Linked DNA regions of Mus musculus: region 1 is linked to region 2. Evidence: chromatin loops called from intact Hi-C (ENCODE). Cell type or tissue: gastrocnemius. All regions are shown on one strand. Each heading gives the region's core, and the rest is flanking DNA. Links, peaks and the distances in the headings are about the cores only. Region 1 overlaps Knop1 (lysine rich nucleolar protein 1). Region 2 overlaps Iqck (IQ motif containing K).

Region 1 (5,369 bases), core at 69-5,068, 77 kb before region 2:
TGAGACCCTGTTCTCTACTGATCTTACTGCTACGTAAAGGTGAGGCGGAAGATCAAGAGCTTTACTCTGCTCCAGTGCAGAGGCCATTCTCGTTAATAGTTGGTCCTCTGGCCTGAAACACTTGTCATGGGCACAATTTCTTGACAAGTGATTTTCCTGTAACATAGGATGATCCATCTTTACCAGAACATCCGGTAACAGTGATGTGTGGGAACTTGGCCAACTGAAATGCTGAGGCCCTCTCTTGTGCAGTGCATATTGTAGTCGCCTTCCATGAGGACAGCACTCCTTTCTAGAAACAAGCCAGACACAAGCTGGAATCCCAGCAATGCTGCTAAACAGGTCGTGCAGCCTTGCAAAACTCCCTCCCCCTTTCTGATCACTGGATCAGTTATCTGCAGAAACTGGAAAGCTTGACCTTGGGGAAGCAGCAGAGCGCAGGCGCGCTCCTGCGAGGCCAGCTCGGGCCTCTGCCGGCCCCAGCAGCCCACAGTGCACCACAGAAGCTTCCAGGACGTCTGCTTCCTTCTCAAGAATTTGGGTCCAACTTGGCTTCCCCTTTACGTGACGAGAACTTTGAAGTGAGGGTACTTTCCGTACAAGTCAAACCACACAATCTACAGCAGCTGCTGTAGCACAAAAAGCAGGGATGAGGGAAACAGGTGAGGGTCAACACAACAGATGCAGTGAGGACACACTGCGCCTCCGGTCTCAGCCACATACAGTGCAAGGAGCTAGCAGCACGCACGAGCAGCTCATTTATGACAGTGGGCAGGAGGATTCGCAGACATGTTATCTTCCCATTTTACACACAACCACCTTCCAGTATTTATGGGGAAAACAGAAGTGGAGACTCAAGGCCATCCTTAAGCCTCAGAGACACTTAGTAGGCAGAGAGCAGCAAAGTCCAAGAGCTCTGCAGTGTTGGGTAGCTGTGGCTGCTCAACATTTGGCTGTGTCCTAAGGGGCTAAGGAGACCCCAGCCAAGGGCTAGGCCCTAGGAGAGCTGGGGCCCCAAGGCTGGCCCCTCTGCATGCTGTCCTGGGCCACTAAGGCATTATTGACCTTGGCCTATTGAGCAGAGCACTCCTGGCCCTGCATGGAGATTAGGAGCCCTGAAGGCCAGTGGTCCAAGCCCACCCTGGACAGGCTCCAGCACATTCCCTGGCCCTTCCCTTGGCCATATATGCATAGCCCTCCTCCAAGTGCAGTTCCCTCACACCCACAGCTCCACTGCAGGTCTGGCACACACCATCTCTTCTGGGTGGCCCTCCTCACGTCTAAACTTTACTTCATCTTCCTTTTCTCCTAAGGTGGAGGTGGGGACCTAGGAGGCAGAGGACTGTGTGATCTCTATCACAGTGCTGCCTCAGCAGGCACCATGGGGACCAGGTGTTATCTATCTGGGCGCAGATATCCTTCCAACACACCCTCCCGCTTCTCTACAGCTGCCTGTAAAGACCCATGCTGACTCATAGAGAAGGGTCAGCAGCCAGTGAAGCACGGACTAACCCCAGGCCCCCACAGCTCCTCAGTCCTGCCAGGCCCCGGGGTAAAGGAACATAAAAACATCCCAGTTAGACAAAGTCTAGATCCCACATAGAGATATGCACATGACAGAGTTGATACTAGTCTGTAAGCTCTCTCTCAAGCTCCTGAACTGGTGGAGATACCCCGTGGGCATGGCTGAGCATTTCTGCCTGCTCTAGCTATAAGATCGAAGGTCCCCATTTTCCCAACACTCTTCAATAGGCTCCCTGAGAGGGCCTGTCAGGACCCTCAGAAAAAGTCACAGTGGCTTTGGGATCCCCTGGCCAGAGGTGCAGGTGGGCTGAGTTCACCTGCCCCTAGAGGGGTGCCATGGAATTGGACAAGACACCTTTGGTGACCCCAATCCCCCTGAGCCCAGAATTTGTGACCTGATGGGTGGTGAGGGTATCTAGGGGGTGACAAGAAGTAAGGGAGGACACAGGCCAGGCTGGGTCCTACCTGGTCTATGCAGGTCTCATCCATGTTGCCTTTTTTCTCCAGTACCACCTCTAAGTCTGTGTCTGACTCCTGCAAAGAAGGCAAGGTGTTAGCTCAGGCAAGCCATCAACAGCCCTCGCTCCAGCAGGCCAACACAAACCCGGAGAGCATGGCTGCACTGGTTTGTCATCGAGAAGGAGCCTGAGCTCAGCAACAAAGCCCTGCCCCCTGTCCCTTTCAGCCAATGTGGGCACTAAGCCAGATGACACAGAGAGGAGGCGGCTCAGAGAGGGAAAGGGAAACCACTCTGCAGCTCAGCGACAGTGCTAATCTGAATCCAGGCCTCCCCACTCAATGGGTGGTGTGCAACTGAGTAACCCTTGGCCTGCAGATGGCCTAGCAGGTCTTAATCCCAACCGTATTTATCCGGGTCCTCAGAGTACCCTCTAACTGCAGGCTAGGGGCAATCAGTTCCTGGTCCATCATGAATGACAAAGCTTTTGCATTCTTTCCTTAGAAGCTGTGCTTGGTCCCGTGGGGCAGGGCAGCTTTCCTTACCCCTCCTTACACTATTGCTCCTGGCCTGGCCTGTGTGACTCGTAAACTGTGCAAGCTGTCTGGTAGATGTGAAGCAGAGGGGATACCTTTCCCCTGGTCTCCTGGGAGAAAGAGGTCCTAAAATTGAGTAGGAGCTAGCTTTAAACCTCCAGGTTCATCTTACCCTGAATTTTTTGTGTTTTGCACGCACACTGTGCACACAGGTGGAAACAAGTAGTGTCTTCCTCTACCGCTCTCTTCATTGCCTCACGATGGGGCCTCTCAAAGTAATCTTGTCTGTCTCTCTCTCCCTACTAATACTGAAGTTACAGGTACATACTGCCATGCAGAGCTTTTAAGGTGACTACTGGGGATTTGAACTCTGGTCCCAATGCTTACAGAGCAAGCACTCTTACCCACTGAATCATCTATCTCCCTGGTCTGAGTTTCTGAATAGAAAGCAGCAGAGCTGGTTTGCCATGCTGATTGACCTAAGTCTACCCAGGATCCACATCATGAAACAGAACAGTCTCCCTCAAATTCTCTTCTCATTTTCACACTTGAGCTGTGGGTGGTGAAACAGAGCCTAAAGCATGAGGACAAAGCTGGGAGAATGCCAGCAACCACAACCACCCTGCAGGCCGCAACGGGGAGTCACCCATGATCCCAACCCCGCCTGGGAAAGTAGACGCAGGCCAGCAACAACTTCCTGATGGCTCTGTATCTCACAGGCGCTCCTCAGAAAATGTCCATCGTCACCTCGTGAGAGCCACAGGGCCATGGCTGGCACAGAGCTGGAGAAGCCAGGTCTTGCTCCCATTGCAGATGGTCATTTCTTGGGCTGCCGAGACACTGGCTTTGGGAAAGGACACTGACATCTCCTAACATACTCGGAGATCTACTAAGCTAGGAGCAACACTACAGCCTATAGCTGACAGCTACTGGCTCCTGAGAGACAGCAAGTCACAAGACATTTACATAAAATGATCCCCATTTATGGATATAGTGAAGGGCACCTGCATTACTGGTGACACTACAGGAGCCTCTGGATCCAGTTTACTAAAAAACAGGTAATTCCTATCCTTTTCCAGTACATATTACTGCGCGCGCACGCACGCGCGCACACACACACACACACACACACACACACACACACACACACACGAGGATGCTGGGGTTCTATCAGCTAAATGCACAAGTGCCTGTGCTGACATGTATGCAGGCACCCATATGGCAACCTCACCCCCAAACTCCAATGAAACCTGCCTCCTTTTCCTCCTGCCAGGGGTCTTCCTTTACTCCGTTCTCTTTCCTCTTCTTCTTCTTCTTCTTCTTCCTTTTCACAGCCAGCCCTTCACCAACTGGCTGTTCCACCTTTTTCTTGGATTTGACTTTCTTCTTCCCAGGGGCCTTCGGGCTGTCTATTGGAACGAACTCCAAAGCTTCACTTTTGACTGACTTCTTACTCCCTTTCTTCAGGCTGTTCTCCACAGAGACCCTGGAGTTGACCAGGAGGATGTCTCCCTCCTGGTGGGTCTTCTTCTTCTTTTTCTTCATGTTGTGATCTCTGGGGCTCCCCTGCTTCCTTTTCTGCCCCAAGGCTGCCTGTTCCTCTGCCTCTGCCCCCTCTAAGCATGAGTGCAGGGAATCCCCAGCCTCGTAGAGCCAAGCGTCCTGGGGAGGAAGGGCTTCCGTGTCAGGAACCTTTTTTTCCTTCCTTTGTTTTTTGGACTTCCTACCAGCTTTGCTTACCTCCTTGGCATGCTTGGGGTCTGGGGAGGTCTTCAGCCCTGAGCCTTGGGAGGCAGCCTTTGATAAGGACTTCCGCCTCTTCTTTTTCTTCTCTCTGATGAGGCCTTCTGCTGACTGCTCAAGGGCCTGCCTTCTAGGGCTAGGTGACTTTTTCTGCCTTGCCCGTGTAGGCTCAGCCCCCAGGCACTCCTCCAAGTGAGTGCTACAGGACTTTTTTTTCTTCTTTCTCTTGCTCAGTGATATCTCGGGGATCTGCACCTCATCCACATTGTTAGAAGGGGACGTGGCCCTCGGAGGAGAAGCGTCTATAAAATAATCATTACTGTTTAAGACTGAGTATTGAGTCTCTGGTTCTGAGACATTTGCAACCACTCTCTTTTTCTTCTTCTTCTTTTTCTTCTTCTCTGGGAGTTGTGGGCCCAGGTCTGCTTTCTGGGTCTTGCTGACCATTACTGAGAAGAAAAACAGAAATAATGCAGTTTACCATTCTACCCAGTCCCAGCCTGCGGTCCGAGAGAAAGGGAAACAGCTCCCATTCCTTGGGAGCAGGAGGAAAGACAATTAAATGGCAGGAAGTGCAAATGCAGATGGCCTTACATTCAAATCCAAACTCCTCACTCAGTTTGACTCTATCACCCCACCTCTCTGCACGTCACTTTCCTTTTCTGGAAGGAAAGAACACATCCATCCTCAGAGAGGTGCCGGGAAAGCCCAGAGAAAAGGCTTTGAGCACTTGATTCCTTGTCCACCATCTCCCTGAAACCTCCAGACAGACCTATATTCAACAGATATTTACCAAGCGCCTACTCAAGCCAGCACTGCAAGACACAGCTGTGATCAAGACTTTAGCTGGCTTCCATGACATTTTTTTTTTTTTAAAAACCAGATGAAGCAGAGAGAACATCCAAGCAGTCTTCCACCAGATCCAATAAATGGCACAGTTAATAGTCAGCTCTTTCCTCTGGCTCATTTGTCGAGTGTTCCTGCTCTAGGTCTACAAAGGAATCCCCCTGTTCCAACTCTTACCATCCCAAGCTACTTAAACAACGTGGCAAAGAGAGACAAGCCCCAGCCAGGACTCCAAACTCTTGGGTCAAATAGAAACACTGGTA
Region 2 (5,369 bases), core at 140-5,139:
CATAAGGGCTGCTTACAGGAGCATAAACACCTTACCTACCAGTGGCCACACTACTGAAGTAAATGTTTTTCTCTCCCCAGCCACCACTGACTGCTTATAGATCTTTTAGGGAGCCCCTCCCCCCAGCTCTGTAGTTTTATTTTTTGAGACTGTGCTCAGCATGTGGTCAAAGCTGGCCTTGAACTTGCAGACCTCCTTTCCATGCCTCCCAAGCATCGGGATTAGAGGACAACATTATCATTCCCAGCACAAAGAGAATCTGCTTCTTAACGCAGAAGGAACAGCTTGGGTACAGAGGTTTGCTTCTTGGCTTGCCAGCCTTGTCATTATTTTAATTATTTGGTTTCCCTTTCCACTCCTGAAAAACAGGACCGACAATTGTGCTCCTGCCCCCCCCCCCCCCCCCCGCTTTGCATCCCCATCTCTCACCCCAGTCCTCTCCTGTTAGCTGTGAGGGTGTAGCTCTGTTGAAAGTCCATTTACCCCTATAAGAATATATTCCCGCTTGTTTGTTTCTTGGTGGTAGTCCTTAAGTTCTTGGTTTCTGTTCTTTGTTTTTTGTTGGATTTTTTTTTTTCCTGCCTGAGAAACCCTGTTATTTTTCAAAACATTCTTTTGATCAGGCTAGAAACTTCTGCCTGTGCCCAGCAGGACTCTGGTGCCCCAGAAAGAAGGCACCCAGTTGCCGTGGTCCCCATTCAGGCCTCCTTCTTGGGGCAATGTCTGGCCACTCAGCAGGCTGAAGTAGGCCACAGCACTATAAATAGGGGCCTTGGCCTGCTCTGGGATCAGGTCTCAGGCTAGGTTCTCCCTCCCCCTTCCCTCACCAGTTTCTTCAGTTATTTAAATAAAACTACAGGTACGTTTTCATGTATAAGTACCCCAAAGCTTGTCATCTTGGCAAGCTGTAAGCAACTCCTTTCTGTCTTGTTTGCCTAGTAGGACATACTCCAGTATGAGATGAATCCTAGATGACCTAGGATTTGCCTACCAGCCAATGTGGTGGGTTGGCCTTGCCATCAGTGCAGTGGGTTGGCCTTGCCATCAGTGCAGTGGGTTGGCCTTGCCATCAGTGCAGTGGGCTGGCATTCCATCAGTGGAGTGGGTTGGTAATACCATCAGTGCAGTGGGCGAGCGTTGCCATCAGTGGAGTAGGTTGGCATAAACCTAATGCCATTCTATCTCCTTTGCCCCATAGCCTTGAATTGGCAATGAACTTCCTTAACCCTCACTTTCCTCGTCTACGAACTGTGTCTAGCAATAATACTGAATTCCAGTTCCTAGGTTTGAAGTGGAGAATAAACAAGAAAAATCAGAGGAGGACTGGCCAGATCATCTACAGGGCAGAGTGTAACATGATGACACCTCTTGTTTAATGTTGTCAGGGATTTCTTCAAGGGCTCTGGGTGTAGCCTAGTTGGTATAGTGCTTGCTTCCCATGCATGATGCCCCAGCTTCAATAGCCAGAACGACCTCAAACAAGGACATGGTGGCATGGATATGCAACCCCAACATTTGGGAGATGGAGGCCGCAGGATCATAAATTTAAGTCCACTCTTGGCTTCATAGTGAGTTCAAGGCCAGCCTAGGCTACATGAGAATATATCTCAAAATTATTTTAACTTTTTAGCTGTTGGTGGCAGTGCTAAGCCTTAATTTCAACTCTCAAGAGTCTGAGGCAGGAGTATCAGGAGATAGACTCTAGCCTGGGCTACTACAGAATAAGAACCTGTCTCAAGACAAACAACAAGCTAACAATAAAGACCTTTCAGCTTTCAGACATGCCTAGCTTACGGCCTAAGGGCCGTGTGTACCCAGAGAGCTGTGAATACAGCCTAAGGGCCGTGTGTACCCAGAGAGCTGTGAATACAGCCTAAGGGCCGTGTGTACCCAGAAAGCTGTGAATGCAGCCTAAGGGCCGTGTGTACCCAGAGCGCTGTGAATGCAGCCTGAGGGCCCTGTGTACCCAGAGAGCTGTGAATGCAGGACCATCACATTTATAAACCTCAGTGTCACTTTCTGATGTCAAAAAAGTTGAATAACCCTATATGGAGATGGCGGAAGATTGTACTGGGTCTGACTGGGAAGCTTGGCAAGCAGAGAGCAGAGGTGAGATGCCTGCCATCCTGCTTGGCATCCCAGTAGCTGCCCTTCTCCACTCCTCTGGAGCACTTGTCTGTAAAGGTAAAAAGTGCACGGGTCACTTTCACTGCTGTGGTTGAGTCTCTTTGGTGATAGCAACCCATGAGAATACTTGGTGGTTTGAATCTGTAGACTTGGCCTAGGGAGATGACTCAGTGGGTAAGAGCATCCTTCTAAAAGGTCCAGGAGAGAATCAGCTGCACAGAATTGCCCTCTGACCTCCACAGTGCACTGCAGTGCATGCATACACACGCGCTGTACTGTAACAACAAGAAAACAATAGTAATGTTAAAGAAGAAGTCCATAGTGCTTGACTGTTTCTCAGGAGTCTGTGTGTGAGCTGGGTGGCTACTGTGCTGGCTCCCTGTGTGCCCAGATTAGCAGGTGACTACGTACAGAGGGGAGGGCCAAGCTGCTCTTTTTCACATGTCTGGCAGGTGGCACTGGTGGTTGGCATTTCTTTTCCATGTGGCTTTTCAACATGGTGTAAGTTGAAAGAAGAGCCTCCTTAAATGTAGAAATAACATGAGGAGGCAAATCTAGAAGCTTCAAGCTTTCTTCAGCCTTAGATTATGGAGTTCTCTTAGCAGTACTTCTGCTCCCTTCTATTGGTCAGAGCAAATCATGAGGTTGGCCAGATTCACTGACAGGGGATAGACTCCCATATGTGTGTGGGGGGGGGGGGCACAGAGGTGGGGTTCCTGTAGCCAAGGATAGCCTCTGAACTTGCTACGTAGCCAAGGATGGGTTTAAACTTCTTGACCTTCCTGTCTCTACCTTCTGAGTTTGGATTACAGTATGGCAACACTCCTGGCTTATGCGGAGCTGGGGATCAAACCCAGGAATGCAGCACTTTATTTGTGCTAATCAGGCATTCTACCAGCTGAGCTGCAGCTCCAGCTCTGCATCCATCAGTTAAACTTTGAGTGACAGTGGGTTTTTCTAGACAAGAATGCACGTGACTCACCAAGGGCACAGTGTGGTGGCTCCCCACCCCGTCCCCAGAGCCTCACACATGCTGGGCAAGTGGTCTCTCCCGAGCTCTGGCTCTTGATATTTACTTACGTATTTGGAGACAGCTCAGGCTGTCCTCAAACCCACAACCCTCTGCCTCAGCTTCCCGAGTGCTTGTGTTATATATATACACCCACATCACTGCACGCGGTTCTCTGTCTTTAACCTGCATCAGGGCCCTTCCCCCAGAGTCGGGAGGGCTGAGTGGGTCCTGAGAACTTGCATTTCAAACAGGTCCTTGGGCACTAGGAGTGCTGGCAACCTGGGGAACACTCTTTGAGAACCCTGACAGAGGAATCTCTGGCTTTCAAACCTGACCGTACATTAGAACAACCCTGAAGCTGCTGCTTCAGTCAGGAGTAGAATGGCAACACCAGAGCAGGTTTTCATAGTTGCCTGGGGTTCAAATTCTGGGCTATAATACATACCAATTTCGGGGCACTATTTGCTTGACTGAGGCTCAATTTCCTCTTTGAAAAGGGTGGAAATACTGCCCACCTCAGAGATTTCTTCTGAGAATTAATAGTGTGCACATAACTCCTAAAAGAGTGCTCACAGGTCTTGTGTTAGCAAATGTCAGCTAAGTGGGGACGGGAGGGAAGGGCTCAGAACGGGCTGGCTGACAGGGTCCTTGGCAGAGCACACGGTGACGTAATTTACCCTGTAACTCACTGAGAGGTTCATCAAATACCTTAAATGCCTACGCAATCAGATTCATTCCTAATCATGAGTCTCAGTTATCAGGAGAAGCAGGATGAACTCCATCTGAACTGCCATCACTGAAATGTGGGGGAAATTCCATTTCTTTCATGTATGTGCTGTGACCTGCCCCCACCCGGCGGGGGGGGGGGGGCGCGGGGGGACGACTTCGGTACAAAACTAGGTGTGGCTTCCTGGGAGAAGGCCTTCTCAGATCCGGGCATTGCAGAGACTACCTCAGGAAAGGCAGCTGGTGCTGGTGACTCACCCAGATCCTGCTTTCCTGACCACGGGCTAACAGCCCCAGAGTGTTCCCTTGACTCACACTGGAAGGCTTTGCAGTAATCAGCATGGTGTTTGTGTAGGAACTGAAACAGCCAAGCGGTACAGATGTCCTCCGCAGGGCTTGGAGCAGTAGGCTCATTCCTAGCATTCTCCCTCGGGGAAGCAGGGTGGCCCAGGCTTCAGCTCCCTGGAATCACTTGGAGTCCTGCGGGTCTTGTTCTACCTCACTGGTGTGCATTAGAACTCCCAGGTTGGGGGGGGGGGGTCTATTTCAACAGAACCCCAGTGACATCAGGGTCATTTGTTGAGCTTAAACTTTGAGAGACAGTGAGTTTTTCTAGACAGGCATTCACGTGATTCACCAAGGGCACAGTGTCAGATGAATAGTGTGAGAGAGCTGGAAGGGGCAGCAGGAGAAGCTGGGGGCTGGAGCTGTAATGCCTACATAGGGGTCAAGGCAGAGGTTGGCAAACCATACCTGAAGGACAGTATCCAGCCACTGTCCATTCCTTGGGTTCTATTCTTTATTAAATATTTTTTGTAGCATTTGAGATTGAACCTATGGCCACATACATGTGAAACAAGGCTCCACCCTCGAGCAACAGCTCCAGGACTCCTTTTACCTTCTTATTTTGTGTCAAAGTCTCACTAAGTTGTTCACGCTGGCTTTGAACTTGTGACCCTCTTGCTTTAGTTTAGTTATTGGAATTATAGGCCTGTCCCATTCAACCTGGCTACAAAAGTTCTTTTTCCTTTTTCTTTTCTTCATATGTGTATGTGTGCATCTCTCCCTCCCTCTCCCTCTCCCTCTCCCTCCCCCTCTCCCTTCTCCTCCCCCCATCTCTCTCTCTCTCTCTCTCTCTCTCTCTCTCTCTCTCTCTCTGTTCCAAATAAAATTTTACTGGAACGTAGCCACACCTATTTAGCATATTGTCTGCAGCTGCTTTTGTGTTCTATGGCAGCATGGTATTGGTTTGAAAGAGACTCCATGGCCCACAAAAGCAACAATATTTACTATCTTGTTTATCCCAATCAAAAAAAGTTTGCTAGTTATAGACATGACCTCAGATGTGGACAAGCTTAGAGCTGGAACTAAGACATAAAAAGTCATAAACTCCTAATTTTAAAACTGAACCTCCAAAGAAGAAGGGAGTCAACAACCAGCACCAAGCAGAGCATTCGGGCCCTCAAGCATAGCAATTTGAGTTTGTGAAGTAAGTGTGTTTACA

What was found. A loop is a pair of places that touch in the nucleus more often than their neighbours do. Peaks named below come from ENCODE experiments on the same cell type or tissue, not always from the same donor. Only the 100,000 strongest peaks of a DNase experiment are listed, where the experiment ranks them.
Region 1: it touches region 2 in a loop (1.9-fold over the local background); 6 of 42 quality-filtered maps call a loop at or near these places.

The regions. Positions count from the first base shown.
Region 1 is chr7:118,848,632-118,854,000 of GRCm38, forward strand. Knop1 (lysine rich nucleolar protein 1) reads right to left here. Exons shown (of 5, transcript NM_023197.3): 2 at 3,772-4,709; 3 at 1,990-2,058. Among named protein-coding and RNA genes, the nearest start is that of Iqck, 4.4 kb to the right of the region's middle. In gastrocnemius, for the core only: no CTCF peak of the experiment used is centred there; a DNase peak (open chromatin) is centred at 2,210; H3K27ac peaks cover 1,430 bases.
Region 2 is chr7:118,925,984-118,931,352 of GRCm38, forward strand. The region is part of intron 7 of Iqck (IQ motif containing K); the gene reads left to right. Among named protein-coding and RNA genes, the nearest start is that of Gm39076, 56 kb to the right of the region's middle. In gastrocnemius, for the core only: a CTCF peak has its summit at 2,581; a DNase peak (open chromatin) is centred at 1,061; H3K4me3 peaks cover 822 bases; H3K27ac peaks cover 5,000 bases.